Linked DNA regions of Homo sapiens: region 1 is linked to region 2. A link is a loop called in an ENCODE intact Hi-C map of the cell type or tissue named here. Cell type or tissue: heart right ventricle. All regions are shown on one strand. Each heading gives the region's core, and the rest is flanking DNA. Links, peaks and the distances in the headings are about the cores only. Region 1 overlaps SV2B (synaptic vesicle glycoprotein 2B). Region 2 has its middle 150 kb from the start of SLCO3A1.

Region 1 (15,588 bases), core at 3,750-11,749, 410 kb after region 2:
TGCAATGCAGGTCATCATGGCCTCAGCTGACCCCACGGGAGAGCTCTGAATCTGGGATAGCGCTTCCTAGTTGTCCCAAGTTAGGGTGATGGGGCTAGACCTTCATGCCCCAATGTCAATCAGCACTGGATGTGGGCTGCCCAGCAAAGGAGTGTGACCCTGGGCAAGCAGCTCTCCTCCGCTGAGACAGCAGGGGAATTTGTCCTGCCGTCCTAAAGAGGGAAACTAGGCACCACAAAACAATAGAATGGATAAGTAAAGTGAAGTATATTCACCCAGCAAACGAATTGGAGTAAATTTGCCCAAGGAAATACAATACAGTAATGAGAATAAGCAAAACACAATCCTACATACATATTGATGAAGATATGAAGAGAATAAGCAAACCACAACCACACAAACATACTGATGAAGATATGAAGCCAGATTCAAAGGAGAACATAAGGTTGGAGCCCATGTGTTGAAAGCTCAAAAACACACACACAATCCATGATTAGGATAGTGGCTTCTCTGGTAGTCGGGTTAGAAGTGAGAGGGGCCACAGGAGGAGCTGTTAAGATTCCATCTTGATCTGAGCTCAGGGGACCCCGGGTGTGACCACCTGTGGAAAGTCATTGAGCTGCACACATATGACCTGTGCATTGTTCTGCATGTATTTTATACTACAATTAAAAGTTTTGGTAGTTGGCAGGGGCGGAGGAGGGGGGAAGTGGGGAGTGATGGCTCAGTGGTATCAGGTTTCCTTTTGAGGTGGTAAAAATGTTTTGGAATGAAATAGAGATGATTATTGTGCAACACAGAGAATGTACCAAACGCAAGTGAAGTCTATGCAGGGTGAGCATCCCTAATTCAAAAATTCAAAATCTGAAATGCTCCAAAATCTGAAGCTTTTTGAGTGCTACCTTGACACCAGAGGTGGAAAACTCTGCACGTAAAGTACTTACCACAAACTTAATTTTCTGCATAAAATTGTTTAAAGTATTATGTAAAATTACATTTAGGCTATGCGTATAGGGTGTATATTAAATATAAATTAATCCCATGTTTAGACTTGGGTCGCATCCCCAAGGTATCTCATTGTATACATACAAATGTTCTAAAATCCAAAAACATCCAAAATCTGAAACACTTCTTGTCCCAAGTGTTTCAAACAAGGGAATATTCAACCTGTCCTTTCACATGGTTCATTTTATGTTATGTGGATTTTACCTCCACAAAACTTTTTAAAATTAAGTTTTTAAAAACAGAGAAAAACAGAAGTCTCTGTTGAGTTGAAAAAAGGATGGAGCAATAGACAAAGAGGGGTAAGCAGTGAATTAACCACAAACTGTATGTCACACAAGCAAGAGATTATCTGGCTGTTGTGGCCTGAAGGTAGGAGGAAGTTTCACTTGCTTTCATCCTCTCCTCCATCCGATTACCCAAGAGCTAGGCCTGTGTGGAAGGAGAGAGGAGAGTGCAAATCAGAAAGAATTAGAGTCGTCAACGTCACCCTCCATCCTCACCTCCTTCCTTTTATCTCCCCACAGAGTCTGGTGGGCTTCAGGGCCAAGGCAGACCTAGAAGAGATGTGGCAGGTGCAGCGTTGGAGGCAGATTAAAGGAGAATGATAAAGAGAATCTTCCCACGGACCCACCCATCCATCCTAGTTCAACAAGGTAGCTCCCATTACAGGGGTTATTTTATCTATGTAGCACCGAGACCCAACAATGCCAGCTAAATCAGGCATCACTGTATGGCCGATCCCAAGGTTTCTTTAGAATTGTTACACTCAGCCATTGCTCCCTTAATTTTATATTACTAAAGATAACTCTGCTTTGTTTGACAAAAATGCATCTGGAGTACAGAATCTTAAAAGAGAATGTGCCCAGATGGTAGAGGTATTTAAGGAAATACAGTCTTCCAGTTTGGGATTTTGTAAACCCCTCTGATTTCATTTGTATGCTTTTCCAACTCCCCCTGCTTGTTGCCCTTACACCCTGTTCAAGTTGCCAGGGGCGTTGTGTGGTGTAGCCATAGTAACCATGAAGCCTCTCTATGCTACCCCCCACCACACACACACACACACACACACACAAACTTCACATGCTTCACCCACCAACCATAACTTCACTCAAACTCCAATCGTTTATATCCTGAAAAAGAACTTAAAATAACAAATACCAAAGTTGTATGAACCTCCACATGTTGTGTTTTTGTCACTACATCTAATTGCTATTCACACCAAAGGTAAAAAAATATAAATGGGATTCAGTGGCAGATTGCTTACAGTTGAAGACTTTCTTTTTAATAGACAGGAGAATAAGGATTTGCACCTTTCCCCCTCCGCTAGAAGGTGAGTTGAAATTTAAAGTGGCCTTAAAGATGTGTTCCTTCCTGATTGTTTTCCTTTTCCTTGCAGTAATAATTATTCTTGGCTAATAATGTTGGTTTTTAAGGCAGGTAATTAGTGCTTCCAACACAGTCATTGAATTTCCTGAAAGCAAAGACATTCTATAATCCGGGTCCCCATTAACTGACCAAGAACTGAATCTCAAACTACCAGAGGCAAGAATTCCCCTGTATTTGCATCAGTCAGGCCACACCTGGCTTGGGGCAGCCAGCTCGCAGGAGACTGATTTCAGGGGGATATTAAAGAATAGATCCACATTCAGGGGCAGGAGACCAAGTCAGTGGGCAAATGTGCACACTGGGTCTTAAAATGAAGCCATGGAGAAATAGGGAGTCATTGGTCTAGAAAAGAGAGTAGGACTTTAAATCCCAAAGTCTGACTTTTATGTGAAATGATCTCTGAAGAGCAGAAAAAATGTCTCCTATAAAAGGAGTATCATTAGCCAGAGAAGTACCTGCCCCAGGTACTCACCACCCTCCAAAGCAAAGGATGGGGAAGTCTCACCATGTGTTCTGAGAAGCCCCTGTTTCCTGCCCCGACTTGCTGAATTCAAGAAGCCCTCCAAGGAAGACATCTCCATCTCCTTCTCACTCTCTTGGTCTGTTTTTCTAGCCTGGGTTACCCAGAGTAGAGCCTGAGATAGAGGCTTATGTGAGAGTAAGTTTCTTTGAAAGGGTGATTCCAGGCAGCAGGGCTGAGGACAGAGAGAGCAGGAAGCAAAGAAAGCCGATACCAGGATGCATTTGCATTCTCCAATGGGCCCTCACTCTGGGGCCACTTACATCTCATGGAATCACCTGAGAAGTCACAGCCAAGTCTCCGGAGTAAGAAAGGGAAGGAAGGCATTTATTGATCAGCTCCTGCCCCTCATTGGTCCAGGGGTCCCCCAAGAGACATAAGCTCCCCTCCACTTCACAGCTGAGCATTTGTGAGTATTGAGCACGTCTTTGGGCGTGCCATGCTGTGTGTCAAAAATCCGTGAGGCCCACGCTGCAGGAAGCTTGTCAAAGCCTGTGTAGATTGACTGCCACAGCTGCAGCCATTTAAATAAGAGGCAAAGCCAAGAGCACATGGGGTGGTGCACAGGAAGTATCTAATACCCTGCAGGAGAGTAAGTAATGGGTAGGGCAGAGCATAGGAAGACGCCGTCCTGGAATTCACAGTCATTTCTTGAGGGTATAGTAGTAAAGACCTGACTGCCCGTTTCTGACCCAGGAATGCAATTTCCTATTTCCTTCTCTAGAATCTTCTCCAACTACTATCAACTGGGCTTGATTTATACCACCTGAAACTCTGCCTGGATCCTCAGGCACACACCCTGTCTCCCTCTGACCTGATGGAATGCATGAGGCTGACCCAAGCCCATTATTTAAGATTCTGGACTTTTTCTGCTTCCCCCGTTGGAGAAATCAGAATCTCTAAACACACCCTCCTTCTGCAGTCCTAGAATTTCGGATGATGACCTTCCTCTTGCTTCTGTGTGTACCACCAGCTGTCCCCTTCTGACCTGGCCTTGATCCGTGACCCGGCCTCCTCCCCTTCTGCGTTCTTCTGTCCTCCTCATCTAAGTCATTCTCTTCCTCTTCTCTTTACCTTCTTTCCTTTGGGCTAAGCTTCACTGGGGGATACTCTATATGCAGTGTAAATTAGATCTGAGAAGTCGATGCAAATGCAATATTGATTTTTTATGCAAGATTAGTGGATAGTCTATGTTTTTGCTTGCTGAAGTTTCTTTAACAAAATGATGAAGTTGAAGTTCTTTAATATGAGGCAACCCCAAAAAGTAAATACATAAAGATGAAATCATGAAGACATGTAATTCTAAACCAGCCTATTGGTGTCTCACGTATTAACTCAGACTCAATGAGACCTGAAAAACAAAATTTTGAAAGAGGCATCATTTCTGCTAAACTTCACTCAGTCTCCCTACATCTCTATTCCATGGAAGAAATTCCAATTGCCTTCATTCTTTACGTAGCGTGTGGTCTCCTAGAAACTAGGTCTCACTTACAGGAATCACCTGTGCTTCCTAGTGTTTTTCCCTGGCTATTCATAAAGGATTTCTAATTCCATTAGGAGTTTCACCTGGTTATTTCTGAAAGTTCACAAGGAGTGACAAACATTTGCATGTGTTTTTTCCATGTTCTTCTACCTGCCCTGGTTCACCACATTGATATAACTACCCCCCACAAGGTCACGTGAAGGTGATCCTTCCACATCATCACCATTGCTATTTGGTGTCTCTTCCACTCCAGCGAAAAAGAATTCTGTCATGCAAACAAATGCCAGGAAGGTCCATTTCAGGAAACACACCAGGACTCACATGAAGATAATTTCCAGGTCCGTCATTTGTCTGTCTTTTCTGGTCTGCTTTCTCTGTGTGCTCATGTTTGGCTGTGGAACACTCTGGAAATGGTCCAGTCCCTTCAAGCCAGACTTAGAGTATCCTCGTTCTTTCGCTACGCTTTCTGGTGCCTTTTCTACTTATTCAGCTCCAGGGGAAAAAGTTTTATTGAATGCATGAAACATGAAACACTTTTTTTTCCTTAGAACTGTAGATTCAAGGAAAAAGAAGGACAGGAGAGGCAACTCACGTTTATGAACAACAGGTGAGAAAAAAAGAGGCTCAGGGAGCTCCCTCACCTGCCCACGCTTACCCATGTGGAGCCAGGATTTAAACCCAGGACCTTCCAACCATGAGTCAATCTCCCTATCTCTTTTCCTCTCCCCTCTCCCAGTGTCCCCGTCTCCCCCTATCCCCCCCTCTCTCTCTCCCTCTCTCCTTCTCTCCTCTCCGCCTCTCCCCCGTCCTTCCTCCTCCCTCTTTTTCTCTCTCTCCTTCCCTCTCTTTCTCCCTTTCTCTTTTCTCTCTCTCCCTCTCTTTTTCTCTCCCTCTCCCTTCTTCTCCCTCCCTCTCTCCTTCTTTCTCTCACTTTTTCTCTCTCTCTCCATCTCTCTTTCTCCCTTCCTCTTTCTCTCCCTCTCTCTCTACTTTCTCTTTTTCTCTCTCTCTCCCTCTTTTTTTCTCTCTGTCCTTCCTTCCCTCTCTCTCTTCATCTCTTTCTCTGTCTTTTTCTCTCTCTCCCTCTTTTTTTCTCTCTGTCCTTCCTTCCCTCTCTCTCTTCATCTCTTTCTCTGTCTCTCTCCCCTTTCTCTCTCTCCCTCCCTCCCCCCTCTCTCTCCTCCTGCAGTAGGTTGCTTCCTAGTATCTCTGATTATCTTCTTTTAGCCTCCACTGATGTAGCTACATGCAGTTTTCTGTCATTACTTTGTTGGCATCTCAGGTGAGATTTGAATATAAAACTAACCCCATTTTCCCTGTGGATACCTCCTTTTCCTTTTCCCTTTAAGCTAGCCTTGAGCCTAGATTGCCTTTCATATTACACTGGCAGATCACCTGCCTCTCGCTCCCTCTGTGGAAAGCACTGGCGAGGAGTAATCAAAGCACGGTGCACCCTGTCAAGTATCTCCAAACGAAACAGAGCTCACAGGGCACGCACTCCCTTTCTTGTGACCAACCAAGACTCACATACAGGAAACTCTATTTCTGTGTCTTGCTTTATATGCATTCCCAAGTGATATTGTTCTTACTGTAGAAATCAAAACTTGGAGAGACCCTACAGCCATTGTGTCTGCCGCTTCTGTTTTAAAGATAAGGAAAATGAGGTTAAGCAACCAGCACAGGCTCTCACAGCCTTTCCCTAGATCTCAGAAGTGAAGGATGGAGTCAAGAACTTCAGGGCTTCCAAACCGAACTTCTCCTAGTACATTTTACTGCCTTTGCATGTATCCTGTGCTGAAAACATCTGCTCCCCTGAGCTCAGCTAGGACAGTGACTATTTAATATAGTTAATGCCAGGAACTTTCACCCCACGTATGGAAGAGTTCAATCTTTGAGTAGACACCTTGTGAATACACAAACCAACACTCCCTTCTGAATTCTCATTCCTAGCACATTGTCCTTACAGATTCCCAGGGGACACCAAGAGGTTTTTGCCTATATAAAATTAACTAGCAACAGTAAATGGTGAAGTCCTAATTAAATAAGCATGGGTTAAAAGCCAGTCGTCTGCTAAGATGGTGAAGGGTGTCCCCATCCCCATGTTTAATAAATGATTGCTGAATCCACAATTCCTCTAAAGTTGATGGGAAAGTTTCCATCTTTCAGATAAGAGCATATTATCAACGGTTAAAGGATATCCCAGGCCCTCCAGCAAATGCCTTCTGGAATCATCTCCACATTCAGACCCATCGTAAACAACAGAGGGGCAATACTCATGCTTCGCAAAAGCCGTTCATTCCCCTTGGCAAAGGCGGGAGAGAGGGCTCACCAACCTTGGAGAAGCCTGGTTTACATCGTCAAGGTAGCTACTGCCCTCTAGTGTTGATATGGGAATAAAGCAAAAAAGTATACCTGGTTGAAACGAAACCGAACTCCACAAAGTTTTTCAATTACTGATGTGTCTCAGCAGCCTTGGTAGGAGCTTGGAAAACATCATCAGGTGAGGATATTGCACTGGAGCTGACCTCTTGTGGCTTCTAAAGTTTCTTTCTTTTTTTTTTTTTTTTTGAGACAGAGTCTCACTGTGTCACCCAGGCTGGAGTGCATTTTCTTGTGTCCAACCAAGACTCACATACCATCTCAGCTCACTGCAACCTCCACCTCCCAGGTTCAAGAGATGCTCCTGCCCTAGCCTCCCAAGTAGCTGGGATCACAGGCATGTGCCACCACACCCAGCTAAGTTTTGTATTTTTAGAAGAGATGGGGTTTCACGATGTTGGCCAGACTGGTCTCGAACTCCTGACCTCAAGTGATCCACCTGCCTTGGCTTCCCAAAATGCTGGGATTACAGGTGTGAACCACTGCACCTGGCCTCCAAGATTTCTATTTGGCAAATTCACATAGCTACTTTCATACTTGTTAAAATACCGAAATGCTTCCATACCAGTTAGCAAAAGGCCACCACCCTCAGCCCTCTGACAACCAGCATCACCACTCCAGAACCAGGTCCCTCCTCTGCACCCCCCAGATCTCTCCATCATCAGGTTACTAAAGTTTTAAAGCTCAGCAAAGCAGGAGCCACCAAGACCCGGACCCAGAGTTACAGCTGCAGTGTTAAGTCCGCATTTGAATCAATCTGAGAATTAACTCTTTTACATATGACACTTCACTTGCTCCTCACCATTCAACTCATGTGCTCATTCATCGGTCTATTCATCATCTATTGAGACCTACTACGTATCAAATACTGTGTTAGTCACAATGCATAGGGAAAATGAGGGTTTTATTAGGTCACAGTCTTGTGGGATCCTCTACATTAAGATGGTGTCTATAATAATTTGGTTAATATTGGCCTAGTGGCCCAGAAACATCTGCAGCAGATGACCCTGGCTTCTTTTGGAAGAGGTTTGGTGGGGTGATTATACCATACTATATGCCAGGTGATGAGCATTCAGAACTTGGCTCTGACTCTGAAAACAGGTTGAGCATTCCAAATCCAAATCCAAAAGTCAAAAATCCGAAATGCTCCCAAATTGAAAACTTTTTGAGCGCCAACGTGTACTCCAAGGAAAAGCTCACTGGAGTATTTTAGATATCAAATGTGCAGACTTGGGATGCTCAGCTGGTAGGTATAATGCCAATATCCCAAAATCTTTTAAAACCGGAAATCCAGAACACTTCTGGTCCCAAACATTTGGGATAAGGAATACTCAGTCTGTAGCTATTTGGCCTTTGACAAGTGACTTTCCTGTGTTCCAGTTTCCCCACTTCTAAAGGGAAGAAAATAACACTTACTCATTAGGTTATTATGAAGGTTAAAGGGGATAGGCTTTAAAAGTCTTTATCACAGTTCTTGTCATTCAGTAAATTTCATGTGTGTTTGTTAAATATCTGGATCACAAGGTATTAAAGATTAAACTGTATTCACCAATCACCAGATCAACTGTTACTACTATTTTAATATACCAAAGAACAAAAAAGGCATCGGTAATCAGAGCAATTCCACTATCCAGTGACAGTCAGATGGAAAAACATCTGAAGGGAGAGATAAATGAAACCACGAAAAATATGAAGAGAGACCAAAAGTGGGTTTTGTCAGTTCACATTTATAGCATCAGTTTAATAATTCAGAAGCTGCATTCACTATGCATAGAATTATTTACAGACTAATATGAGCAACTCTACATGGACATACGGTAAGCTCTATCTGGTCAGTTGCCAGTCATTGTAAACTGGCTAATGGGTCCCTTTGCCTATCACCTGCACCCTCCTTTTCATGACTCACAGCTTGTGGCCGTGTCCTCCGCTTAGCCATAGGACCACAGGACTGGTCAATGTGACATGGGACTGGGAAACGTAATGACTCTTAATTATCTCAGGTTGAAGGTGCGTTACAGAAAGATGGCAGGCTTCCAAAGAAACATCTTCCTCCACTGGCTACATGTCAGCACATTTGAACCAACAGTATTACAAATGCCTTCTATACCTATGAAATATTTTTTACAGTTCTTAGAGTGCTTCACAGGACCGCACACCTGGAGATAGCTGGATACCTGGAGAAATTGTATTAACTGACTTTGCTCTTAGGAACCACCATTCCGGGAGCGTGGTGTTGTAGCGGACATTACTACTCAACAGCTCACCTCTGAAAAGGTAGAAGAGGTATCCCATCTAGCCAAAGGATTAAGATAGTCACTTTTGTAGCAGTTGCTGTGGGAATGATTCGAGACCACTGGCCTGACTTTCAGGGAAGAACAGGAAATAGTCACCCACATCTGGGTACTCTCACCTCTCCCCAAAACCGGCACCTGTCTAGGCCACCTCCCACTGGAGAGAATGAAACCTGTTAATCCTTCAGAATTGCTCTTTGGAGCCCAAAGATTAATTTGAACTTTCCAAGTTTTGGCTACTTTGAAGTAGAAGAGGAAGAAGATTCACAAGTATGAATGACTATGGAAAGCTGAAACATTAAACTTTTAAGAGCCCTTCCCTGCACCTTAATCTCTTTCATCTACTTAACTCATTACATCAAGAACAGAGAAGTAACAACAAAAAATAGAGACACCCTTTTGGTCTGGTAGAGTTGGGGACTTCCAGGATTCAGATGGACCAAAAAGCTGAGACCAAATCTCACACACAAAAAAAAATAGTCAGATATTCCTCCTTCCTTGAAACCTGAAATTCATGGATAAGTTATTTTAATGTTTGGCCCATTTGAAATGTGGCAAAACTGCCAAATCTCTAACTACTTAGCACATATTTCAAACTTTAAAATGTCTTTCTATATTTTATCCCTTATGTAACCTGAATCAAAACTGACTAGTGCACAGCAAGTATATTAAACCAAACCTTGTGTGTATATATGCACACACTATGGATGGTTTGTTTTCTACTTTTACATGTCAAAAATATCTCCATGAACTTCCCCAAAATTTAATTTTAAGAAGTTGGGACCAGGCATAGTAGCTCACATTTGTAATCCCAGCACTTTGGGAGGCTGAGGCGGGCAGATCACTTGAGGCCAGGAGTTCGAGACGAGCCTGGCCAACATGGCGAAACCCCGTCTCTACTAAAAATACAAAAATTAGCCAGGCATGGTGGCGCATGCCTGTAATCCCAGCTACTCGGGAGGCTGAGGTGGGAGAATCGCTTGAACCTGGGAGGTGGAGATTGCAGCAAGCCAAGATTGCACCACTGCACTCCAGCCTAGATGACAGAGTGAGACTCTGTCTCAAAAAAATAAAAATAAAAATAATGAAATAAAAACTTGCGCTACCTTTCAGAAATCTTCTATTAAACCTACTGGTAAGCATCTATATATTTAAGGATACCTACCAAATATCCTCGTCCTGAGACACTTGTTATAACTCAGCAATGCACTCTACCAATGTTCTGATTGCAAATCTTTAGCTCATGATAAGGTTGATATTGCCACTGTAAAATGTGTAGCATTTAGGTTTTGGAAAATTATCCTTCTTAAAACCATTAGAATATCAATAAATAGATCATAAAATACATTTTTAAAGAAGTATTGTTTTGTCACTTTTAGTATTTTGGGTGTCTATGGGATTTGCTTTGCCGTTCTTTTGGAGGAATGTTTTAATAAAAAACAGTCATTTGTAATTTGCTCATCAATTGCTTATAGTTATGTTTGTAAGTATTTTTATGCAATTCCTTTGTGATAGAGTCCAATATCTAATTTTTCTGGAAAGCCACTTTATTTATAGTTTTAATTGACAAGTAAAACTTCTATATATTTATGGTGTATAACATAATGTGTGTGTGTATATATATGTATGTATATATACACACCCACATTTTAGAGTGACTAAATCAAGCTATTTAGCTCATGCGTTACCTCACTTACTTGTCATTTTTGCATTTTTGGTGGCGAATTGGAAAGCTATTTTTATAGGCCTTTTGTTCATACCCTATTGAAATGATCACTAATGCTGATTTAGAGAAATCTGAATTACTGAGATTATATATGGTAGGTAAGAAGTGGAGGACAGGGCCACCATTTTTAAATGGCTCATCCTCCTGAGTGACAGTAGCTGTGATTAAATAAACCTCCCTACCTAGCAAAATCATCAAATGTGGTGACCACATTAACTTTGGTAGAGGACAGCTTCTGAAAGACCTTTGCTTTCTAAAGGAATACATATTAATGGTCTCTGAAATTTTAAAGTATTTTAAGCCTGTAGGATTAAAGGTAAATGGACAGCTAAATGTGTGTTTTCAGGTGAAATGACAGTAAATCCTTGTGCTCCAGCTCATAAACTGAACCTTCCAGGGGGCATAGTATGGTCCTGCTAAATAAATCTCTTGCTCATTCTGTAATTAGCAATGACTATAACAACTTTTATTTCTCCATTTAACATTTGTGAGATAGCTTCAGTCTGTTTCATTTCATCATTCATCTTTTTGGAAATCTCGCTGCTGCCACAACAGCCATGCATATAAATTCCTCACCATGCCTCTGCAAATCAAACAAAATGTACTTTAAGCCTGCCTCACAATCAAAGGCTCTATGTGATTTATTTCCAAACGGTTCTTAGAGCTGGGCCTAAATGCGACACAGCTACATGCAAAAGCACAATGTTTTGGACAGGGTCAGAGTCCACTTAGAGAGAGAGAGACCTAGCATAGCACAAGACACACAGTAGCCATTCTGCATTCTGTAAATTTGTTTTCGAATGAGATCTATGTAGAGAAATTTGCTCCACTCTGTCTTCCTTGTCTAAAGGAGGAGGCTTTTCATCCTTTTCGGGAGACATTTCCAGGCACGTTCAGGTGGACTGTCTGCAGGTCAGGTTCACATCTAGTCATGTCTTGATCACCCCCGTGCATCCCTAGCTAGGGGGAAGCTTATAGAATCAGAGGTCCATCATAAGGCACAATGAATTACAGGATGCCACAAGCATATTTGTCTATGAAAATCTTCACCAGGTGGAAATGGCCAAAACAAAGATCACCAACCCCCAGGGGAAAGGGTTCAACCTCTGCTGAGCTTCCGAAATACTTCAAGCCCTGCAACCAGACACAGGCCCATAAGGACAGGACCTGAGTGAAACCAAGCAGTTTCTGGGGAAGGAAATATTTTCATTGACATTTTTGGGTTACTGTTGCACTACCACTAGTTGTCTCGGAGCTCTAGGAAAATGGTGATCATTTTTCACAGGCTGCTAGTTTTTGTGAGCTTCTGGTTGGGTTGGTTTTAAGTTATCAGAGCAATAGAACTTCCCTGACAAGTCAAAGTACCACCTATTGGAAGAGTGTCAGTGCTACTCAAAATATGGCTTGAGAATTGATGCCATCTATGTCACCTGGGAGTTTGTTAAAAAATGCAGATTCTTCAGACCCCACCCCAGATTCCAAATCCCCAGAATCCGAATCTCTGGGGATGGGGCCTTGAAGAGTGAGTTTTAACATCTTTCTGGGTGATTCTGATGCACGCAAAAGTTTAAGAAGCACTAATCCACCTATCCTTTCTGGCTTTTGTCCTTCGAGCCAAGACCCTCAATTTGGAGGAGGGGCAGCAATGTTCCCAGTAAATACCGCATTTCCCTGCCTCCTCTGCAGCAAAGGGAGGCTGGATCGGCTGCAAGGCACAGCCCCTTTGCCCATTGCCCTTCCTTCTGCTTCCTGCCTGAATTGTGGATGTGAGGTTCAGTGCTTCAACAGCCATCTCAGCCCATGAGGCAGCCTCAGTGATGGAAACTGCACTAAAAATCAAGGAGTCTGAAGGCAGAAGGAGCGTGCTTCCAACAATCAGGCAGAAGGAGCGTGCTCCCAACGATCAGGCAGAAGGAGCGTGCGCCCAACGATCAGGCAGAAGGAGCGTGCGCCCAACGATCAGGCAGAAGAAGCGTGCGCCCAACGATCGGGCAGAAGGAGCGTGCGCCCAACGATCGGGCAGAAGGAGCGTGCTCCCAACAATCGGGCAGAATGAGCGTGCTCCCAACGATCGGGCAGAAGGAGCATGCGCCCAACGATCGGGCAGAAGGAGCGTGCGCCCAACGATCGGGCAGAAGGAGCGTGCGCCCAAGATCGGGCAGAAGGAGCGTGAGCCCAGCGATCGGGCAGAAGGAGCGTGAGCCCAATGATTGGGCAGAAGGAGTGTGCTCCCAACGATCGGGCAGAAGGAGCGTGTGCCCATGATCGGGCAGAAGGAGCGTGTGCCCATGATCAGGCAGAAGGAGTGTGCTCCCAATGATCAGGCAGAAGGGGTGTGCTCCCAACGATCAGGCAGAAAGAGTGTGCTCCCAACGATCAGGCAGAAGGAGCGTGCTCCCAATGATCAGGCAGAAGGAGTGTGCTCCCATGATCAGGCAGAAGGAGTGTGCTCCCAACGATCAGGCAGAAGGAACGTGCGCCCATGATCAGGCAGGAGTGTGCTCCCAACGATCAGGCAGAAGGAGTGTGCTCCCAATGATCGGGCAGAAGGAGTGTGCTCCCATGATCAAAGGCAGCCACTCCAGCCCTGGCTTTCCTTCCTCCAGATTCCCTTCACATGAGAGTAAAACAAACCTTTAACTTACTATAAACTTATTATAAATTGGTTTCTTTGAATTTGCAGTCATATGCCATCCAACATAATCCCAGGTCAGTTAGCACAGATGCCCCCTAGAAAAGCCAGATGTGGAAGTGGAGACACCTTTCCCAGGGCTACGGGGATTCTTACCCCACTCACCAATGTCCCTCTTGCATTCCTGGCCCCTATCTCTTCTTCCATGTAACCCTTTCTGTAAAACTGATTAGGTAAAAATCGATTAGGTCTGTAGAAAATGGGCAAGGGCATCATTTCCCTTACCTGGTTTATAAAGATAAAAAATTGGTACACTCCTCAAAGAAAAAAAAATAAGAGGGAGCCACCACATTTGGAAATCCACAGCTGACAAGTAAAGTAGTAGCAATCCTTTTACACATGAAAGGTGCAGTTTGCGGATTGTAAGGTCATCGTACTCGGTGTTTATGGCCAATTTAATATCCGCTCACTGCAAGTGGAATGAGGCAGGAAGCAGAAACTGTGGCCAGTTTTTTCATCACTGTGTCCCCAGGGCTTGGCAGAGAGACTGGCCCATGGTCAGGGCTCAATAAGGATTTGCTGAATGAATAAATGGATGGATAAATACTAATCTTTTTATGTTTAAACTGATGCTTCCTCTCATTATAGTAAAGCCATCAAGGGAATAGTCAATGAATGGTCTCAGGGAATGGCGAGTATTTGTCACATTGTCCCATTCCCCAAACTGCAGGCTTCCCCAGAACTGTCATGAGAGCATCACCTTAGGCCTTCTCGCCCACTCCTCACATTACATGTAATCTGGGCCACATCGTTTAACCTCTCAAGGTCCCCATGTTGCAAAATAAAAGTTGAAGGAAGCGATTCTCAATGTTTCTCCCAGCTGATTCAATCAATTTTGGAATACAGAAGAGACCTTAGTGCCTGAAAATAATCTCTAACCCCAGTCCTTAAGGTTTTCTTACAGTTATTTTTATTATTTAGTTTTAATGAACTAACACAACGTAGGAGGGAACGCTGGGTTGGGGTTTACTTGTTACATGACCTCAGGATGATGTACTACAAACTTCACAGATAGGCACACCTCTTTCACTAATTATTTTTAATAAAACAAAAGATCAAAAATCAGCATCAGGAGATGACACAATACAGTTGAGACTATGGAAAGCAACTATTTCCAAGCTGGGCATCATAAAATACATCATCAAGAACTGTGAACAGATTTGCTAAACAAAGGAAAGCCTCATCCCTTTAACCCTCCACAGCCGACATCGGGAGTCTCTTGGGGTAGAACATGAAGTGAAAAAGAAGTGGATGGCCAGAATGCTGTACATTGTCCCCCAGTGACCTGCCACAGAGACTATTTTTAAAGACGCATTTATCTCAGCAGGAGTGACGGCATTTAAGAAGTAGCCCGGTACTCAGGCTAGACAATCCTGCAAAAGTCTGCAGAGCTTGGCTGCACCCTTTACAAAGACCTGAGTGATGGATGAGATGGGAATTGCCCTTGATTGGCTAGGTGGCTGGTTTAAAGAGCCATAAAGATAATGCAGAAGTGAGATCTTGGAAACCAAATGGAGTTAGCCCCCAAATTATTGCAGCCACCCCAGCACTCCAATGTTAATCCAATTTTAAATTTACAAGATCCATCTTAACTAGAAATGCAGGCTCTAACTGTCCTGCAAGTTTTTTAAGTGGTAGCTGCTCAATGAATTGTATTATCCCATTAAAGAATAATGTTTTAGATGTGGTAATCCCAGACTCACACAATTCTCTTTTATGAACCTAGCCACTGTATTCATATGGAAAGTAAATTACAGCTATATTACATCGAGCCTTTCATTATTGACAGAGCAATAAATGTTAGTACTCCTATAAAACACTGAGAGAAAGATTAATACACAGTGGTATATATATTTGGAGGAATCAGGGTGTCCAGTCAGAGTCAATATGTCTTCTCTCCCTGTACAGAAAAAAAGGGAGGGGTGTAAATAAAAAGGTGAGGGTTGACAGAAGGAGAGTAAACATTTTAACCATTAAAACTGATCTCAAATCGACGGTGGAAAGGTGTCATAAGATTTACCCCTACCAACCCGTTAATTGAGGAAAATTACAGAAAGATGTCCCGAAGCTATCATAGGACCTAAGCATTTCTCCAATACTGAGAAA
Region 2 (15,588 bases), core at 3,735-11,734:
CTAACACTGGAGATCACAATTCAACATGAGATTTGGATGCGGACACAGAGCCAAACCATATCAAGGACATCCACCACTGACACAATTTATTGTCATTAGTTTCTAAGCCTTTCTTGGGTGTCTGCTGCTAGCAGAAGAAAGAAACACAGAAGAAAGGAAGGTTTCTCATGATTCTCCCCTGGTTGCACCAAGAGGCTGCTGAGGGCCTGAGAGATCTGTTACAGGTAGGCGCCACCGTAGATCATCCCTTTATTCTTTCCAATTTGCCACATAACTATGGCAATTTCATGGCTAGAATTTTAGCACAGTCCAAATATATATCATATGTGGTTCTGACATATTCTACCATTTAGTGAATGGTTATTATGTACTAGACACTGCTAAACATGTATAAAAACACGTCATTCAATCTCTTCTATCACCTTAGGCAGGGATTATTAAAGGCTTATTAACCCATTTTACAGATGAGAAAACTAAGACTCAGAGGGACTAAATTTCCATAGCTAAAATGAGCCACAGATCCAGGATTCTAACCCAGGTCTTTCTGAACCAACAGTCTCTGCTATTAACTCCAGTACCTCTCTTACAGTCACTTTCATTACCCCAACAGTAACTGCACTTGTCATGCCACATGCCTGATTTGGGTGTAGACATTCTCGACTCTGTGTATTATATAACTTCTGCTCTCCAGCTGTTTGGAACTTATTCTGATATCACCTATAATTTGGTCTAACTATACTTAAAATATTCAAAAACATGTTGGTCAGTCAAATCAAATTTACTGGTGGGCAGAAGAATGTTATATGCTATTGCCATTAACTTCTTCCATCTCAGAAATCTATGTGGGATTGAAACAGGTATTATGATCATGTTGCAAATGAGAAAAACTATAGCAGAGAAAGGTTAAGAGGTATGTCCAAACATGTTTATTAGTTTAATAATTTGTAACGGGTTATTTTATGTCCCCTCCCCAAAAGATATGTGAAGTCCTAACATCCAGTACCTGTGAATATGACCTTATTTGGAAACAAATTCTTTACAGAGGCAATCAAGTTAAAATGAAGCCATTAGGGTGAACCTTAATCTGATATGACTGTTGTCTTTATGATATGGCTTAGATATTTGTTTCTTCCAAATCTTATGTTGAAATGTGACCTCCGATGTTGTAGGTGGGCTTAGTGAGTGGTGTTTAGGTCATGGGGGCAGATTCCTCATGAATGGCTTCGGGCTATCCTGTATGTAATGACTGAGTTCTCACTTAGTTATTTCACATGAGAATTGGTTGTTTAAAGGAGCGTGGCACCTCCTCCTCTCCTTCTTGCTCCTTCTCTTGCCATGTGACATCCCTGCTTCCCCATCACCTCTGACATGACCAAAAGCTTCCTGAGACCCTCACCAGAAGAACATGCTGCTGCCATGCTTATACAGCCTGCAGAACCATGAGCCAAATAAGCCTTTTTTTCTTTATAAATTACCCAGCCTCGGGTACTCTTTATAGTAATGCAAATGTGACTAAAACATCTTATATAAGGGGGAAATTTAGACACAGAGACAGACATGAACAGAGAGAAGATGGTGTAAAGACACACAGGGAGGAGCTAGCCATGTGGCTGGAGTGATGCGCAAGCCAAGAAACACCACGGATTGCCAGCAAAGGCCAGTGGTAGAAGAGGCAAGAGAGGATTCTCTTCTAGACCTATCAGAGGGAGCATGGCCCTGCCAACACCTTGATCTCAGACTTCCAGCCCCCAGAACATGAGACAATAAGTTTCAGCTGTGTTAAGCCACCCCATTTTGGGTACTTTGTTAGCACAGCCCTGGGACACAAATACCATCAATATTTATGAGGGCCCATCAGGTGCCCAGCACCGTGCCAGGCTAGAGATAGAATAAGACATAGGATTTACAATCAAGCACTGACAGCAGACATTCAATCAAAAATCCACAAATAAATATTCACAGTTGCCCTATGCACTGTGAAATAAAGGAGAATTCCTTGGTACAGGAACACTGGATTCTAACCTCATCTGGGGGTCAGGAAAGGTTTCCATGAAAAAAAATGAGTTTTAAAGCTGAGGCTAAAAGGGTCTCAGGAGTTGGAGAAGGGTATTTAATGGTCATGCACAAATATTCTGGGGAAAGAAAACAGTTTGTGAAATCATGAATACAAGGACAAAAAGAAGGGGTTTGGGGAAAGGTAGAGGAGACAGCCAGGGGCCTGAGTGTGCCCGTAAATATCAGCGTTCAGCAGGAGCCTCCTGATTCCAATTGCTTGTCTAATTTCCACCTCCCACCCCACCTGAGCATCGGTCCTGGAGGATCTGTACCGTGCAGGACCAGCCTTATCTGGAAGAGCTGATCATTTGTACCACTCAGCCAGCTTTGCACTCGGCCGCTCAAGGCCACCAACCCTTGCCTTGCCTAAGTCTCAGTCAGAGGGGCACCTGCTGGGAAGATGAATGTGACTTGCTTTGGGCTTAGCTACCATTTACCCAAACTCAAGGGTCTGGAAAAGGTCTCCTTAGTTACAGTCAAATGGTCAGTAACTTCAGTTTATGGCCGTGTCTTTTTTCAATTTCTTAGAGTTCGTGACTTTGAGTTCTGCATGAGTAAAGGAGTATTTTGGCACAATAGAAAAGGAAATGATTTATTATCCCTATTGCCTCAGACACGGATGCTATGGCAACATCGAGGCTCATTGCCGGCCCTCAAGTTGTGCACCCTGGGTTTTTGTCTCAGATCTCTCATTTTCACAGTAACCTTCACTTTGGACTCTTTATGGTCCATATAAAGAGAAAAATAATAGTGTCTGCTTCAAATTAAAGTTCTTGGGAGGATTAAATAAAAAAAAACACTTAGCAGAGTACCTGGCTCTTTGCAAGCACCCAGTTGATGTTAAGGAGTATTATATTATTAATATTGTTATTACTCCTATTAATTAAAGCCTTTTACAATAGGAGCACACTTTTAGACTTTCAGGCGACTAACTACATTCCCATATTCTTCATAATCAAGACTAAGCATAGGTAAGTGGTTAGTGGCTATGATGTTAATTAACTTTCTCCAGTAAAAAGGGACAGAGGAAAACTCTGCACTTAAACAGCTGATTCGATACAATGAGGTCTATTCCGCAAAGTCTGTCACAGGGGGCCCTCTGCTTTCCACTCAGAGGAAACAGAACTTAGAGAGCAAAAAGATCACCACTCCCCTCCTTTTTAATTAGAAAGCACTAAGAAGATGAAAACGCATAATAAGGCTCTCCAGTAGTTAAGTGTAATTCACGCAATGTGTGCCTGGGGACTCTCTCCATCATTACTCCAAGAGGCCGAGCACTACAGTGAGGAGCTGGCTATGGCAGAGCCTGGCATCATCAAGAGTTCAAATCTCAGCTGCATCATTTACTAGCTGTGAGACATTTACAGGGCAATTAAGCTTTACTGAGCCTCAGTTTCCTCGTGGGTAAATGTGACGATAATGACACCTATATCTCAGTGTAGTTGTGAGAGTGAAAGTTGGTAATGTGGTAAATGATGCTACTGACTACCATATGTTGAAAATATGACACATCCGAGGACATGGGAGGCACCCCATGGACATTAGCCCTTGGTATTATTTTGGGAAAACTCAAGCATCCGGCATAGACTCTTTCATGTGTGAGATCGTGGGTCACAAGAGATTTGAAGGGGTCATTAAGTAGATGGCAGCACTTTCATTGTTTTCTGAGTTGAAGACTGAACCTTCAAAATCAAATAGGCTGTGTGAACTCAGGAGTAAAAACAGGTATGGAGAGGGGAAAAGAGAGTAGAGGCAGGGAGAGTCTCAAGCTTTTTTTATTGAAGCTTTCAGACTCTAGAAAATTCTTGGCAGTCAGGGTTAAGTGGCGTAGACTAAAGGAGTCAGTGTTGCACAACGGTTAAGTGAAGAGGCTGTAAACCCAGACTGGATGGGTTCAATTCCCATCTCTGCCGTTACTAACTGTGACCCTCAGCAAGTTAAATTAGGTGCCTTCATATACTCATCTGTAAAATGGGTGTAAAATAGTGACTGCTTCTCTGGGTAACTGGCACTTAGTCCAGTGCTAAGCATGTGGCAAATATTTAAAAATGTTAACTGTTAACAGACCTGAACTGACTTGCTAATTTGTCTGCAAATTAGCAAGACAAATTTGACATTTTAAATGACTGTCGGGAACTAATTTGTTTCTGGAATTAATTCAAGGTTATAACTTGACACCTTATTATTCAAGTATTAAGTCTGGCCAACATTTTTCCATTTTGTGATTTTGTTACTGAAAAGCGGTCCCAATCTAGACCCCAGGAGAAGGTTCTTGGATCTTATGCAAGAAAGAATTCAGATCAAGTCCACAGAATATAGTGAAAGCAAGTTTATTAGAGAAGAGGTAAAAGAATGGCTACTCCATAGGCAGAGGAGTGGCAAAGACTGCTTGACTGAGTACACTTATGATTATTTCTTGATTATATGCTAAACAAGGAGTAGATTATTCATAAGTTTTCAGAGAAAGGGGTGAGGAGTTTCCAGAACTGAAGGTTCCTCCCTTTTTTAGACCATATAGGGTCACTTCCAGACAGTGCCATGGCATTTGTAAGCTGTAATGGCCCTGGTGGGAGTGTCTTTTAGCATGCTGATGCATTGTAATTAGCATATAATGAACAGTGAGGACCAACAGAGGTCACTTTCATCATCATCTTGGTTTTTGTGGGTTTTGACTGGCTTCTTTACTGCATCCTGTTTTATCAGCGGGGTGTTTGTGACCTGTATCTTGTGCTGACCTCCTATCCCATCCTGTGACTAAGAATGTCTAACCTCCTAAGAATGCAGCCCAGCAGGTCTCAGCCTCATTTTACCCAGGCCCCGTTTAAGATGGAGTCACTCTGGTTCAAACGCCTCTGATGATTTTAATCAAGCCACTTTGATTTTGACCTTAGAGATCCCTGAGATAGAACAAGTATATGTAAATATTTCAGGTAAGACATTTGATGTAGTGGGGAGCCCAATGCAAAGGCTTTCATTATAAGTGCACCAATAATTTCAACAAGATTTCACATTACAATCATAAGAGTTAATATTTATAATATTTGAGATTTATAGAAACCATCACAAATATTAACTGCCTTTGTTCTTTGAGTTTCCCTCCTTTGCTCTTCAACAGGTAAGGTCTGTCTATTGATTCGGGGAAGGCAGGCAGAAAGTTTGCTTTGCTTTCATTTCCAAAATTCCCAGCCTTAAGGGAAATGCAGGTGCCTCTGAACTATTAAGTGGAAAGGATTGGAACGAGGAATGGTAAGTGAGGGCGATAGAGATATTAGTGGGTCCTGAGGAGAGAAATGCACTTGAACCTGAACTCCGATTCCTGGTTTTGAGTCCCTGAGAGGGTCAAGACCTCAGGGGAGTTTGGGAGACCACGCTTTGCTGAAAAGATAAGTTGATCTTTGCAAGATTTGTGGGAAATGTACAGTTCTGCAGTAAAAAAGTTGGTAGGTCTTCTTCAAGGTTGACCAATGTCTAGGACCCATCATGGAGCTTCTACCCTTGATGTCATCTAAACCTACTTACCTCCCAAAGGCCCAATTTCCAAGTTCCATTGCACTGAGGGGTTCAAATTCCATATGAATTTGGGGCAGATGGGCACAGTTCAGCCCAAAGCACCCAGTCACCCCTCCAGCCCCCATTCTGCCTGTGGAAGTTCCATGCTCAAGTCCCCAGGACCCACCCTTACACTATAGTTCCCAGCCTGGGCTTCTGCTCTGCCAAGAGTAGAAAATTCCACCACTTTAAATCGTCCCCTGCTCCTACCTCTCTTTAATTTGTCTTCTGCTCTATTTTCTTGCTCAAGTCAGCTGATGACTTTTCACAAAAGGAAAACGCAGGTACTTCTGGGCAAAGCAAGAAGGGATGCCCTGTATCACCTTCTAATAGCAAGAGGCTGGTATTCCTGGAGTTCTGGAGCATCTGCAATTGGATACCTTACGGCTGCTCCCTGAGATCACTGACTGACTTCTGAGATGTGTGGCTGTGGTGACGGGATGAAGTAGAATAATAACCTGGATTCACTGGACCCCAGGGATGTGTTTTTCACATTGTGTTTGCTCTGTGTAGACCCAGAGTTCCACAGATACACAAGGGAATGGGGACACTTTGTGGGTGCAGCTCTGACCAGTGGTCTAGGTGAACTTGCTTTTATTGGCTGGTAAGAGCCAGTTGTTATTTTTTATAAATTCTGTGATCTGGTTGTTAAACAAAACCATTAAAACTCAAAGTAAATAAACATGCAATTAAATAAATTAGTAAAAATAGAGAAAAATACTCAAAACTCACCATTTTTAGTTATTTTACTATATTTTTCCATTATCTGTGCTCTTGAGATTCCGTACGTCTATTTTAACTATAAGGCAAAACTAATATATATTATATATAACTAATATATAATATATATAACTAATATATAACGTATGTAATGAATATATCTTACAATATATAAATATATTATACTGCTACTGCGCATCTCTACCCAATTCTGTCTTCAGTGAAATTGACCAAGGTAGGAGTATTAACACACCACAGAAATTTGGAAAAGCTTCAAAACAGAACTTTTCCCCCTACGAGAACCAGTTGTTAATATAGTTAACATAGGCTTAGGGGTTTGGAAAATCTTGAGGAAGACCAGAGCAGAAGCCTAGGCTGTGAACTATGATACAAGGGCAGGTGTTGGGTACTTGAGCATGGAACTTCCAGAGGCAGAATCGGGGCTGAGTGGTGACTGAGTGCTATGGGCTGAATTATGCACCACCCCCTATGTTGAAGCCCCAACTCTCAGTGCGATGCTGTTTGGAAATGGGGCCTTTGGGAGATAATTAGGTTTAGATGGGGTCATAAGGGTGGAAACTCCATGATGGAATCAGTGTTCTTATAAGAAGAGATAAAAGAGAGTTTGCTGGCTCTTTTTCTCTCTACCATGTGAGGATACAGTAAGGAAGTCTTGAGGAAGTGAGCTCTCACCTCTCAAGAAACCAAATCTTGTAGTACCAGCCTCCAGAAGTGTGAGAAATACATTTCTGTTGTTTAAATCATCCAGGCCATGATATATTTCTGTAGCAGTTTGAGCTAAGACACTGGGTGAGGAGTATGAAAACACTACAAGAGGAGTGATGCAGGGCTCTGCAGGAAAGCCCAGGGGTCCTGCCAGTCAGAGCATCCTAACAAGGACATTGGTACCCTATGAAGCCCTATAGTGGAGACAACAGGCAGCTGAAATATTTTCAGACTTCAACCTGTGTCAGTCAGCGTATAATAAGGAGACAAAAAGCACACCAGTTATTTTAACAGAGAGAATTTAACATCAAGAATTATATCTAATTCTGTGAAAAAAGTCAATGGTAGCTTGAAGGGGGTAACATTGAATCTGTAAATTACTTTGGGCAGTATGGCCATTTTCACGATATTGATTCTTCCTATCCATGAGCATGGAATGTTTTTCCATTTGTTTGTGTCCTCTCTTATTTCCTGGGTACTGGTTTGTAGTTCCCCTCGAAGAGGTCCTTCAGATCCCTTGTAAATTGTATTCCTAGGTATTTTATTCTCTTTGTAGCAATTGTGAATGGGAGTTCACTCACGATTTGGAACATACACCATGGAATACTATGCAGCCCTAAAAAAGGATGAGTTCATGTCCTTTGCAGGGACATGGATAAAGCTGGAAACCATCATTCTCAGCAAACTAACACAGGAACAGAAAACCAAACACTGCACGTTCTCACTTATAAGTGGGAGTTGAACAATGATAACACACGGACACAGGGAGGGGAATATCATACACCGGGGCCTGTCAAGGGGTGGGGAGCTAGGGGAGGAATAGCATTAGGAGAAATACCTAATGTAGGTGACGGGTTGATGGGTGCAGCAAAACACCATGGCATGTGTATACCTATGTAGCAAACCTGCACGTTCTGCACATGTACCCCAGAACTTAAAGAATAAAAATAAAAGAATTATTATCTGGGTATGAAATAGTTATCTAGTTAAGTGAGGGTAAAAAAAAAAGACAAAGGTTTCAAGGTGTCAGAACAGCAGAAGTGGCAACCTCCTCCAGGGTTGGAGGAACAAAGGGAAGATCTTAAGTTTTTTTAAACGTAGAAACTCCGAGGAGGAATCCTGTGAATTGAAACTCAGATCCTTCAGGGGCCTTGTTGCTTGGTTGCAGCTGGGCTCTATGGGGCTGGAAGAGAGCAATCAGCTGCTTTTTGCAAATAGTGAAAAAACTAGTTTCAGCTGTTGCCACAGGAAGAAACCGCTGCTGCGGAGGGGAAGATAGCAAGGTGAAGGAGACTGTCACAAGCTGGAAGGAAACAAAGGAGCAAGTTACTCATCTCTCTTGCAGCCGCACAGTCTCCGTCTGGCGCCCTCTGTTGGTAGTGCCTATTCAAACACCAAGTGGATGTGTGACTTTCAGAGAGCTCAGAGAATTGACACTTCTGGATATGGTGTAAGGCTGCCCCTTGAAGTGGGAGATGATTAAGCCTAGATAAGGGCAAGAGCCTGAAGCTCAAGGAGAGACAGCACTTCCTTCTGCCAAATCCGAAACTGAAAGAAGAGATGGCCCCAATGCTTTCTTGCCAAAACGTTGCTTTGACTACTCTAATGTCAATTTAGGAAGGAAAAAAACATTGCTTCAGCTTTTTTAAGGGTTGAAAGCTTAAGGAGCAGTGTTTGGGAAATGAGTCAGAATTCTGGAAAAAGAATAAAATAGATATTTGAAAGAGAAGGATCTGAAACCAAGTGAAAGCCTTGATAAGCACATTTCTTGTCAGCATCTATTTAAGTGGCCCATTTAACATAGGGTGCTGTTAAGCTATTTTTTCATTAGATAGGAATTTAGTCATCTTATATGTTTGAGATTTTTAGGTATATTTTAAGTTTCAGAATCTTCTCTTATTCTCAGCTGACCTCCTTTCTAAAAAGAAGTGAGAACTCCATATCTCTGCCTTGGCATCCAGTGACTATCAACAAAACCCTAGTAGGTCACCTTTTCTGATAACAGTATCTGCCTCAGTAGAGAAAATCTTTTGTCCTCTAGAAAAGTATCTTAGCAGCTGAATCTCAATAGCTATGATCTACTGCTTACCTTTCCAGGGGAGGGCCAGGCTCCTTGGTTAAATGCTACAGGATGTAGCAGTGAAGGAGGTATAGTTCCTGCCTACAAGAGGTCATAATTTAATAGAGGAGGCAGCAACACAGCCAAGACAGTACTTGGAGGAGCCATAACTCTGCCCAAGGGTGGGTTAGGGGGCTTGAAGTAGTTAAAGAGTGGGCAATCTGCAGATAAAATGGCACATCTGTGGTAGCTTCTGAAGAACAAGCAGTAGCTTGCTAGGTAGAACAGCGAGAACATTCCAGGCAAGGAGAACTCTATGGTGTGAAAGAGGATTAACAATAGGGGGGGCTACAGAGAGGTCTCTGAAGATAAGAGGAGGCCAGGTCATAAAAGAATCTTACACGTTCTTTGAGGCATTTGACATTTATCCTGGAGGTGATGGGGAGCCATCAGAAGAAGCTGCTTATGCAGCAGCTGTGCAGTCACCAGTGTCTAGAGATGGCCCACGACAGAGATACTTTCATTCCCCCAAGAACTGCACTTCCTACTCCACATGGCTCATCGCACAAAAACCAATTGCAAAGGCTTAGACACAGAACTGTTGTTACTGATACTTCTGCAAATGCTAAGCTTTGGCTGTTCAGAGCGAGGCCTCCAACTAGTCCCTTCCTCTGTCTGCTTTGAGTTATATTAATTATTGTTGTGTAACAAACAACTCCAAAGCACAGAGCTTAAAACAACCATGAATTGTCATTGCTCATGGATCTGCAACAGGGCTGGTGTGGCTCTGCTCCACGTGCTTCTGATACTTCTCCTAGGACCAGCAGGCTATCCTGGGCATGTTCTCCCAGAGATGGCAAAAGAGCCAGAAGGTGGGTGAAACATGTGCATCCTCTTAAGGACTAGGCTCGAAACCATTCACTGTGTTATTGGCTGATGTAAATGTCATGGCCAAGCCCAAAGTCAAGGCTCACGAAAATACAACCTGCCCACAATGAGGCCATTAAAGCTGTGAAAGCAGAGAGGGATGAGAAATTGGAGCCAATAATACAATCTACTACACCCATCTTGGTGACTTCATTCTATGGATCCTTTTTTCCATTTTCTTCTTCCTCATTTGGATGGGCACTAACAGATGAAAACTTAAATTTCAAAATGAGTCTCAGGTCTCACTTCAGGTGGGCTACTGATAGTATATTTCTTGTGGTGGCTTTGTGCAGTGTCGACCTGGCTAAGCTAGAACTACATTTTCTGGAATTCCCTTCCCTGTTCAGTGAGCCCTGGTTGGGGTTGGCCAAGACAGAAATATGTCCCAGTTTTGGAAGTTAAGAGTCATATCATTAGGCACTGTCGTCACTCATGATCTTGGCATAGTGCCGCTGCCAAGCCTACCTCTCCTTCAGCTTGTGCAGGATTTCCTTCGTCAACTTCTCTGAATCTTGGCCAAGGTATACATACAACTCCCTGGTAAAAGGCACCAGTATGACCTGCATCATTGAGGTTGGAAACAAAAGTATGTCCAGATTCATTCTCATGGGTTCCAGTTTGTCCTTGCTTCCTCTGTTTCGTGTCCATCTTTTCTTTCTGATTTATTCCACTGTTGACTTCAGCTCTAACCTCAAATATAGAAGAAATAGCTTTACATAGACTGCTTAATAAGTTTTCACAGTTTTTTAAGGTCTAATTCTCATAATAGTAAATCTCTCATTCTCTCATTCTGTATTACTCATTTTGATTCTGTTTTTAAAAATCAAACCCTGATACATCTATGATTAGAATAGGTGATTTAAAATAGTTGAAAGGCAGATCATGGGTTGGTCCTATTTATTTGTTCATTCATGTTTTCATTCATCATCTGTACATTTACTGGGCATCTGCTACACGGTAATCCACTTACTCTGGATATAAAGGTCTATAATATAACTTCTATACAATAAGAGTCGCTGCCCTGGAGATAATCACAGTCTACAGAGAGCAATGCAATAAAGCAAGAATGATAATGCAATATGGTAACTGCTAATAATAAAGAAGCACAAAGTAGCACATGTATAGAAATATAGAGAAAGGTGTATCTCAAGCTGTTTGGGGGTAATTAAAGATCTTCCTAAGAGGTATTGAATGAGCTGCAATTTGAAGGATGAGTAGAAATTCATCAATGGACTAGCAGTTTCACTAGCAGTGTAACTTGGACAAGTTATTTAAATTCAGTGTCTCAACTTCTCATATTAGGATACAATATTGGGATAATAATTGTGCCCGTGTCACTGGGTCACTGTGAGGACGACATAAGTTAATACACATAAAGTGTTTAGAAGAGTGCCTGGCTTATCTGGTGAAGGCTGAAGAAATATAGTTACTATTGTAACTAACTGTTCCTATGATGATCACTTTTTGTCCTTGGTTTACTGTGCTCACTCACATCACTGGCCTAGAACAATGGAATAATGCTGAGCAAAGTAGTGAATAAGTAGAATAAAGAGATGAAAGAATACAAACTCCTGTGTCCTAAAATGCAATCTGTCTAGTGAGACAAAGGGCTAACTAACACTTCAGAGAATAGACTGTGATGCCATTCAAGTTTCCTGTAGAAACACCAATTGTGTATTTAAAATAGTGGCCTGTCTTATCTCTCTTGCCCTTTCCAAAATTCATTATGCTTGTAGAGGTTCTTAGAGACTAAATACTCTGTGACCATAAAATATCATGGCATCAATAATGGTTCTAGCCCCCAAGAAAACAATCCATGTGAAACCCAGCATTAAATCAAAGCTGAGCCACTGAAGGTGAGGAAGGAAAGGGTCTATAAACTGTGTCAAAATAGTGGGTTTAACCAACAGAGAAACCATATGATGAGAAAGATTATAGTGATGCGGAGGTTGAATTGCATAAAAAAAGAAAAGAGAATTTCACTGACAACGAGGCAAAGATTTACAGGAGAAAAAAAGAAGCAGGAGAAAGCAGCAAGAAGTGTTTAAGTGAGGACTAAAATTTTCAAAGTCATTTGTGGGCGTGTGAAAAAAGAAGGAGGCCACGGATTTCCTAGAACTCAAACTGGGAGGAATGAGAAGCAAAGTCTAGGCAAACAGAGAAAGACATAGATGAGATCAAGTTGGAGGCAACCTTAGATCCACAAGGGAGCTTTCAAAGAGGGGCAGGGAGAAAAATTAGCATAGAAAGCCAGCCCTGAAAAGTCAGAGGCTAAGGTGTTATGGAGACAAAGGAAGATGGCTTTAAGAATTCATGAAAGAAGAAGCTTATGGTGGAAAGAAGGATTTCTTAAAAAAAAAAAAAAAATCATGAAAAGAACCCCCTGGGAAATGATGGCTCCATTCAACAATATTTATTGAGCACCTATAATAGACCATATGCTGAGGTCTGTGCTGGCTTTGGAGAGATTAAACAACAATGACATACACCACCATAATCACCATCATGACCGTCAAAAATTGGCCATGTCTAGTGATGCACAGCTGAAAGTGTCTACTTCTCCATTGGTTTTACGGAGGAATTTTATCCGCTCATCACAACAGCCCTGTGGGAGTATAGAGGGCAGATATTGTTATTTTAATTTCACACACGACGGAGTGCAAGCTCAGGGCGATCAATGAATGGCCCATTTGGCACAGAGGCCAAATGCACAGTGGGACTGGGAGACCCAGCCTCCTGACTCCTGTTCCCAGACCAGTCCATGCTGCTGCCATGTAATGAATACCATTTGTGATGATTAAACTCGGAGCATTTTCTGTGATACTTATTAACGTATATTTCTATTTTTTACTCCCAGAACAGTATTCTTCTAAGAAGCCTGAGGCATTTTAAACATTTCGAATTCTGATGCATTCAACCATCCTTAGGAGGCATAGAATGACACACAATTCCTAAGTGGTAGGTGCTTAACGGAAAAACAGAAATATACCAATTCACATTTCCTTATTTAAAAAAAAAACTCTGACCTCCTAGTAGGAAAGTAAATGTAAATTAGTAATGAAATGAGGTTAGAGCCAATAATGAAGTCAGAGCATAATGAGACAGTCCCAAGGAAGATCTGGAATATTTGTATTCAAAGCCATTTGCCCAAAGGGTCCCAAGTTAAAAAACATGAAAGCGAGGCCTGACCACACAGACCAGTCAAATACACAGGATCAGAAGGATGTCGAGGCTGGACACAATCCTGGAAAATTGGTTTTCACAATATGGCCAGTTTTTTTTTCCTCTTCTCATAATTGCATTTTTTCCATATCATAGGGTATACATTAATTGATTTGGTTTGTCAGAAACTCATATTTTCAGGGTTCTCTGGTTGTCTAAGTGTTGACTTCCTAAATATACATGATTGTTTTCACAGGTTTGGTTTATACTAAGAGGAACTAGATCTTTTTCAGAAAAGGAAGTTACATGAACATTAATATTTCTTCTTTTACTCAAGATTCCTATTTATGGCTGACTTCACCTACCTATAGCATGAACAGCAATCTGGATTGCTGCCTTCCTTCCTCTCCTCCTTCATGGAACATCCCTTCCTTCAGGGGGTAACACTGGATCCCCGGATTTCTGTCTTGCTGCCTGTGCACATAGAGAAAGTCTCCAGTTCACCTGCTCTAACCCATTCTTCACGCGACCACCAGGGAGGGCGTTTTACATGCAGCTCTGACCATGCCATGCCTTTCCTCAAAGCATCTCGACGGTGCCTCGCTGTCTCTAGGATTAACCTCAGGACCCTTATTTGGTGTACAAGGTCCTTCCATTTCTGACCCTGCTTTTATCACCAGTCTTACTTTCTTTTAAATTGCAATTCATTTACGTTCCAGATGTGGGAGGCTCATGTCTGCTTCTGTGTCTTTGCACATGTATGACTGGAACATTTCTTTTCTCTCTTCTCTACTTTGTTAGGCCTGTGAGCTTCTATACATCCCCCATATAAGATGCTCCACCTATTTGTCCCTTACTTCTCTATCTCACACTCATCCTGATACAATTAACTTCCATTTTCCTTATCTATTTCTTCTGCTAGGGCACTAATAATATAACATGTTCCACATATGTAATATTAAATTTTCTAGTAGCCACATTTTTATAAAGGTAAAGTCCCAAGTGATTAATTTTAGTAAATATTTATTGGACCCAAAGTATCCAAAGTATTATTATTTCAACATGTAATACATATGTAAATTATTAATGGGACATTTTTCATTTTCCTTTTTACATTAGGTCTTATAAATCCAGTGTGTATTTTATGCTTATAGCACATCTTGATTAAGATGCTAAATTTGCCTTGGAAATGCTTGACCTGTACTTAGATTTCATGATATTTAGGCTTTATAAAAAAGACTCACATTCTTATTCTTCCAAGCATATGTAAAAGTTTTCCAGTAATGGAATTGAGTATTCACTTTTAAGCTAAAATTAAGTGAAATTGAAGAAAATGACCAATGAATTTCCTCAGTTGCATCAGTCACATTTCAAGTGCTCATAGCTGCAGGTGGCCAGGGCTGGGCTACATACTGGGCAGTGCAGGTCTAGTCAGTGAGGTCCTTAAGGTCTCGTGGTTCTTCCAATTGCACAGCTCCAGGGGCCACTCCTCCCACTGTGTTCTGCTCTTTGATGGGACAGCCAAGGGATATAGTGTCTCTTTCCTCTCCATGCTTCCAGCACCCAAGACAGAGCCTGACATACAGCAGGTGCTTAATACATATCTGAACAAATGAATAGTTGGGACTGCAGGTGAGAAGTGAGGGCAAAAGAAATGAATTTCACTGGGCTCTCAAGTTTCAATTTTTAATGAAGATGTGTAAGCACAAAGAAGCTCCCAGGTTCTCCTTCTGAGTGACAAGAGATGTCATTTAGTGAGATTAAAAAGAACAAAAATCCCTTAGCTAACTTTATTTCCAGAAAGTTTTCCCAATTTTTAAGTGTCTCTGTGATTCTGGATTCCATCCAGACCCCAATATGGCACTGTCAGGCCTTGAAAGAATGAGATTTCAGTGGCAGGCTGGTCCCCACGGGAAAGGAGTTCCAGAAATGTGACAAGAGTTTTAACAGTTTTCTAGGGAAGATGTAAGAGCTTTGAACACTTCTGTAATAAAGCTTAAAAAGGAAGAGTTTGAACATCTAATTGCTTTGGCCTTGGTAGGGGTTATGCTAGAATGGTGCAGAGGCAGATGGCAAAGACAAACCTAGCAGACCTTCTCATCCCTTGCATGCAAAGAGGCACTCCCTTTGTGACAACTCCACAGCCCCAAAAGTAGGAAAGAAAGAACAGAGAGAAGGGCAGGGAATGTGGAAGGGTCCAGAGACCTGAAAAAATACAGTGTGTGTTGAAAGGGCTGTGGCCACACTGACGGTTTATTTGGAACAAAGTGTTCACAAATCACTGCCCTTGGCCTAACATGTTTAATTAGTGGGCCAAGATGGAGAGCGTGTCACTGCTAGAAGCAATGCCACAGAGATGAGTAGTTTGAACCTGACTTAGGGAGCATGTG

The links. A loop is a pair of places that touch in the nucleus more often than their neighbours do. Peaks named below come from ENCODE experiments on the same cell type or tissue, not always from the same donor. Only the 100,000 strongest peaks of a DNase experiment are listed, where the experiment ranks them.
Region 1: a loop joins it to region 2, with 6 times the contacts of the local background. A loop is called at or near these places in 43 of 110 quality-filtered maps.

Annotation. Positions count from the first base shown.
Region 1 is chr15:91,294,202-91,309,789 of GRCh38, reverse strand. SV2B (synaptic vesicle glycoprotein 2B) reads right to left here. Exons shown (of 13, transcript NM_001323032.3): 13 at 7,225-15,588. Among named protein-coding and RNA genes, the nearest start is that of CRAT37, 160 kb to the left of the region's middle. In heart right ventricle, for the core only: a CTCF peak has its summit at 6,778 (motif pointing left); DNase peaks (open chromatin) are centred at 4,795 and 6,716; H3K27me3 peaks cover 651 bases.
Region 2 is chr15:91,699,452-91,715,039 of GRCh38, reverse strand. It overlaps the pseudogene TRY-GTA12-1. Among named protein-coding and RNA genes, the nearest start is that of SLCO3A1, 150 kb to the left of the region's middle. RefSeq lists a silencer at 2,356-2,590. In heart right ventricle, for the core only: a CTCF peak has its summit at 8,428 (motif pointing left); a DNase peak (open chromatin) is centred at 8,419; H3K27ac peaks cover 623 bases.